2 separate regions of the Homo sapiens genome follow, and region 1 is linked to region 2. Evidence: read pairs that join two places in POLR2A ChIA-PET (ENCODE). Cell type or tissue: K562. All regions are shown on one strand. Each heading gives the region's core, and the rest is flanking DNA. Links, peaks and the distances in the headings are about the cores only.

Region 1 (2,901 bases), core at 157-2,656, 250 kb before region 2:
GCATCTGCCATTGTAAGGTACTGAGCCCTCCATCCCAGGAGGCATTCAGGCAGCCATTCAGGGTATTATAAGTGCTGCCCCCGCAGGCCAGGTAGAGCAGACAGAGGATTGGGCCCCCCTGTACACCCCACTCAACCTGCTTAGAAAATGGAAGGTGAGAGTCCTCCACACTGGGATGCCAGGTTACCTCCAGGCACCCTTACCCTTCTCTGAGCCCCACTTTTCAATTCAACCAAGCTATTGTTCCCTGTCACAAAGGTTAGGAGGCATCCACCGTGGAAGGTAATGAGCTCCCCATCCCAGGAGGCATACAAGCAGCCGTCGTAAGCACTGGCTGTTAGGCTAGGCAGGGACACTGGGCCCCTCTGGACACCCCATCACCAGTTGCTTCCACAGATTCCTGAGAGCTGCCGGCCCAACATGGAAGAGGGAATTAGCTTGTTCTCCTCACTACTCAACAACAAGCACTTCCTCATCGTCTTTGTCCACGCGCTGGAGCAGCAGAAGGACTTTGCGGTGCGCGACAGGTCAGGCTGTGACAGACTGGGGTGGGGTAGGGAAGAGGAGCCTGTCCAAGGCCACACAGCATCAGGTCCTGGGTCCTGGGGCTCTGGGGCTCTTGACACCCCCATATTCCAGCCCTTCCTGGGCCGGGATGCCCAAGACCTTGGCTCACGGGGCACGATGGTTGCTGTGGACGTAGAAGAAGGTGGCTGTTTCTCCAGGAGGATTCTAGCCCCACTCACCCCTCGCAGGACCCACCCACACAGGCACTCCTGGGATCGATGGGCCCGGGGATGAGGCGGCACTGAGACCCTGGGACCCACAGCTCCTAGGGCCTCAAGGTGCAGTTGACACCTGCCTCCCGCTCACAGGTGCAGCCTGGCCTCGCTGCTGACCATCGCGCTGCACGGCAAGCTGGAGTACTACACCAGCATCATGAAGGAGCTGCTGGTGGACCTCATTGACGCCTCGGCCGCCAAGAACCCCAAGCTCATGCTGCGGCGCACAGAGTCTGTGGTGGAGAAGATGCTCACCAACTGGATGTCCATCTGCATGTACAGCTGTCTGCGGGTGAGGCTGCCTGGGGACAGACAGAGCCCAGGCGGGGGACGTGGCAGGGACTCAGCGGCAGTGACCCCACGGCCTCCCAGGCCTTCCCTGGCACCCTCAGGCCAGCTCTGCCAGGAGGGAGTGTTGCATGAGACAGGCCAGGCCCGTAGGACCTGTTATGCAGAGAGGGGAGCCATGGCCCCGGGGAAGCCTGGCTGGCTTGCTGCAAGGGCTCAACGGATGCTTGGGGCATAACAGAGGTTGTGTCAGGGGCCTTGTCCCATCTGTGGTTTTCTCAGTCATCCACCCTTCCCTGCTCTGGATTCAGGAGATGAAATCAGCCCCTGGCTGGCCCTTGAGGCTCTCCCAGCCCTAGGCTAGGCGAGACGTGGAAACAAAATACAGGGTGGCCAGTGCCTCGCAGCAGAGCTCAGCTCACGAGGCCTCCCTCTGTCTGAAGGCTTCAAGGTGGCTTCCTGGAGCAGGCAACCCTGTGCTGAGACCTAAGAGAGTGAGCCAGGCGAGGAGTGGTGGGGAGGGTGCTCCAGGCATCGGGTACAGCACAAGGGCAGAGGCCGGGAGGAGGGGATGTTCGTGGAAGGAATAGAAGGAAGGCCAAAGAATCTTCTGGATGAGAGCGGAGGCTGGGAAGAGGGTGGGCCCGGTAACCAGGGCCTCCTGCACTCTGCCAGAAGGACCCCCATAAGCTCTCTTCGCAGAGCAAGGGTTGCTTAGCCTCTTGTCCTGTCCCACTGTCCAGCTGCCCTATGGTGGCAGAGGCTAGAGGGCTGCCTGGAGGATTGTGGGAGAAAGGCAAAGGCCTGCCTGGAGCCCAGAACCGGGGCCTCGGATGTTCTGTTTTTTGTTATTAATTTTTGAAGAGATGGGGGTCTTGCTTTGTTGCACAGGCTGGTCCCAAACTCCTGAGCTCAAGCAATCCTCCCGCTTTGGCCTCCCAAAGTGCTGGGATTACAGGGGTGAGCCACTGCACCCAGCCAAGATGTCCTGGGCTTGAGTCCAATCTTTGGCACAGCCCAGCTGTGTGACTCTGGGCTACTCATTGCCCTCTGTGGGCCTTGGTTTCCTTCTGTCAAATGGGGCCTCTGCCCCTGAGCCTGGGGCTTGAGGGCCAAGTAGCCTGGGGGAGCCCCACGGCTCCTCCTGGGGGAAGGGGGTAGTGGGGTGGAGCAGAGGCAGGGCCTGGGAGGGGCCATTGGGGTGCCTCCGCCTTCTGCGGGCTGCCTCACTGTGGGCCATCAGGAACCACAAGGGCCACTGTGGACCCTGGACCTCACTCCCCTGGCTTCTTTCTGTGGCCTCAGCCAGGCCTTCCCCTATGAGCCTGTTTCCTCCTCTAGGAAGCAGGGAATCAGTGCCTCCCACGCCCCAGACCTGGAGAATTGGACCAGGACTTGGGCTGGCAGGCTGCCTTCGTAATCTTTGCCAAATCTGCCTAATACTATTATGTACTTAATTTTTCTTTAAATCAATTTTTGTGGATAGTTAAGTAAAACTATCCCAGTGGAACACCTGGGTCCCTTGCTGGGCAATGGCCTTGAGAATCAGCTCATGGCTGTGGGTCCAGCAGAGCCACTGCCTGGAGGGCCACCCTTGGAGATGGGCAAGAGCAGGGACATTGAGCCCCATTCCTCCTGAGACTCCATAGTCATCAGCCTGCAAGTGGGGTCGAGGCCACATCGGTGTTTCGGGTCCACCTAAACTCACACTTGGGGGCCCCCCACTTAGTAGAAAGTCACAGGCTTGGGAGTCAGCCGAGCCAGGTCCGATTCCTGCCCTGCCGCTTCCCAGCTGGGTGATCTTGGGCAGGTCACTTGCCCTCTCTGAGCC
Region 2 (2,901 bases), core at 254-2,753:
AACTGCAAAACAGGCCCCCAAGGGCAGTGGAAACAGGGAAGCTTCTGAAACAGTGGATATATACTCATACCAGCGTGAGTGACTGGAGTTAGGTGAGAATGCAGGAGAGCTCGTTTTACCCTCTGTGTAAGAAATTGCAGAAACTACAGGTGGAGGCAGGACCTCCTGGCCATAGACTGGAGAGGAGGGAGCATTGCTGGAGAGGAGCCCAGGCCTGCTGCTACCCCTGATCTGGGCCTGGCAGACCTCTCTGCCGCCTGGGTGAGTTGCCACTCCATTCCCTCTGCAAATCTTCATAACCCATTGTGGCTTCCTCCCTGCTGCTTCCTGCCTCACTGAACTGCAGAGCCAGGTGCCAGTGGGAGTCCTACCTGCCCTGTCCTGGGCCAAGCTCTGAGGACACAGCAGTAGACAAAACCAGTCCAGGTGCCTGCCCTGCCCAAGCTCCCTGGCTAGTGTGGAGATGGTGAATGATGAGGGCAGAGGTACTATCATCAGGACACACATGGCTGTGGCTGTTTGGGGTCTGGGGGCCTGTGGGCACCTAGGAGGCAGGTAGGCCTAGGCTGGCAGCTCCACACCTGCTGCCAGATCATGTCCCAGTTGTCCAAATCTGAATCTCTGGGGCTAGGCCTGGGAATCAGCCTTCTGACCAGATCCCCAGGTGGTTCTGGGGTTCAGAGAGGGCTGAGGAGGGCTGCAGCAGGGGCCATGGGCACCAAGGCCTCAGACATTTGTCCTCTGTGGACACTGCTCCTTCCTGCCTGCCTGTTCAAGTGCTCCATGAACACTGAGTTTCATCCCTCCTTGAACCTTTCTCCCTAACCAAGGCCTCCACCTTGCTGACCATCTGTCCTTTGAGGCCATCTCATCATGTCCAAGTGCCAGCCCAGGCCTGTCCCATACTCCTTGCAGGGCCAGCCAATAGGCCACCAGGAGCTAGGGTCCAGGAGAGGCCTTGGCATACCCAGGATTCTAAAGAGATGGTGCTGCTGGCCAGCTAAATCCAGTGCCCCAAAGTGTGCTTTGGGCTGTCCTTATTCCTCATTGCCTTTCCATATTTCTCACCAAAATCTATCCTTTGCTGTTCACACCACCTGCCTCCACTAGTGGCTGCCTCCTCTGGTGCTACCTCCCACCCCTGCCTCTTGTCACCCACTCTTCATTCCTTGGCATGGGCCCCAGCTTGCTGTCTTCCCCACCCTGAGGCTTGCACCCTCCAAGAGCACTTAAAAGGCACCCAGTAGACCAGCCCTCAGTGAGACAGGCCATCCACTTTGCTGATAATATTGTGAGCTTCCCTTGGGAACCCAGCCCCAGGGTGGTCACATGACTCAAGACCTGGCCAATAAGTGTTCAGTCTGTTATTCACTTGGCCACACTGATTAGGTCAGAAATGGGTTGTTGATCCAGTGAGTTCAATGAAAGTCAATCCTGGGACAGAATTCCCTGGAACTGCTGAGAAAGAGGTGCTCTTTTGCTAGGATCACTAAATTTTAGGGACATGGGTCCAGAGTTGCCAGTGACTATCTTTGTCAACATATAGGGAAAGCCCCCCTGAATAAGGAGCCAAGATAGAGAAAATTGGAGCCAGGAAATGGACAGATGCTTAATGACATTAATGGAGCTTCTGGATCAAGCCATGCCTGCAGCTTGGATAGCCCTGACTATCCTATGAGCCTATACATTGCTTTTTGCATACATTAGTTTGGGGTTTCTGTTGCTTGCATCCTGGTCTCTCACTCAAAGGAGTGACTCACCTAACCCTCCCCACATGCCCATCCTGGACCTTGTCGTCCTTTCAAATTGCTCTTCCTCTGAACCACCCTTCTAGTGTCCCATTCTCTGCCCATAGGCCCTTCCCCTCCCTTTTTCCCAGCTTGCTCACTTGGCCCCTTCAGCTGGGTGGCTTTCTGACTTTATGCGACCTGTGCTACTGTGGGGTTCACAGAGTAGGTCACCACATCCCTGAGAGGTGACCCTAAGTTGATGCCATATGACCACAACCAACCACACCTGAGTACTCACTGTGCCTGGTGCTCTGAGGACTCACAGGCCTGATCTCAACCTCAAAACAACCCCAATCTTGAAAAAGGGTGTTCAAGAGCCAGATTTACTGATGCAGTTGCTGAGACTCTGGGAGGCCAACAGCCAGGTCAAGATTCAAACCTGCTCTATGTAGCTCCAAAGCCTGTATTTTTCTGCCCTGATGCTCAGCTCCTACAGTGGGCTGGGGAGTCCAGGATCCACCATTTATTTACTGTGTCTCCTGGACTTGGCTTCAAGAAGCCTCAATTCCAGTTGAACATTGAAGGCACTTAACACTGTGAGGCTAAGGAGAAGGGCTTTCTAGAGGAGGTGACCCTGGTACAGCAAGGAGGCAAAGGACTTGTGTGCAAGACAGCCCAGGCTTGAGCTCTCCTCTGCAGCCCAGTGTGGATTAGTATTAAATATTAGGAGGGGGCAGGTGGGAGCAGGCCCCTGCTAGAAGCTACCATAGTGGGCCTATCTCCACTATGATCTTTGGGTCTGGGGCAAGCAAGATTGTTCTCCCCAAGTCTCAGTTTCCTCATACGTAAATGGTGCTAAGAAAGACTTAAAAATCATTCATCTGCTAACTAGGCAGAGTCTGATCACACTGTCTCTGGCCAAGACCTCCAGCCTCTGCACCCCCAATCCCTTGAATCCCCCTGGGGTTAGCACCCTATCTGTCGCCAGGGCTACTCTGCTTGCGATGTTGCCTCCTCCCTGTGAGCCTCAACATCTCACCTCTGCCTTCTGGGTCCCCCAATCTGCCTTCTCCCTGGCCCCAGGACAGCTCTGCAGACACTGCAAAGGCCCCATCCCAGGGTGTGTAGCCTTAGTGACTGGTAGAAAGGGATCTCCACTCAGTCAATGTCC

What was found. ChIA-PET counts read pairs that join two places held together with the same protein. Peaks named below come from ENCODE experiments on the same cell type or tissue, not always from the same donor. Only the 100,000 strongest peaks of a DNase experiment are listed, where the experiment ranks them.
Region 1: POLR2A ChIA-PET joins it to region 2 with 5 read pairs; 9 of 35 experiments call an interaction of 5 or more read pairs at or near these places.

Annotation. Positions count from the first base shown.
Region 1 is chr3:129,563,513-129,566,413 of GRCh38, reverse strand. PLXND1 (plexin D1) reads left to right here. Exons shown (of 36, transcript NM_015103.3): 24 at 397-527; 25 at 876-1,074. Among named protein-coding and RNA genes, the nearest start is that of H1-8, 22 kb to the right of the region's middle. In K562, for the core only: no CTCF peak of the experiment used is centred there; no DNase peak of the experiment used is centred there.
Region 2 is chr3:129,311,195-129,314,095 of GRCh38, reverse strand. No RefSeq gene overlaps it. Among named protein-coding and RNA genes, the nearest start is that of H1-10-AS1, 3.6 kb to the left of the region's middle. In K562, for the core only: no CTCF peak of the experiment used is centred there; a DNase peak (open chromatin) is centred at 1,315.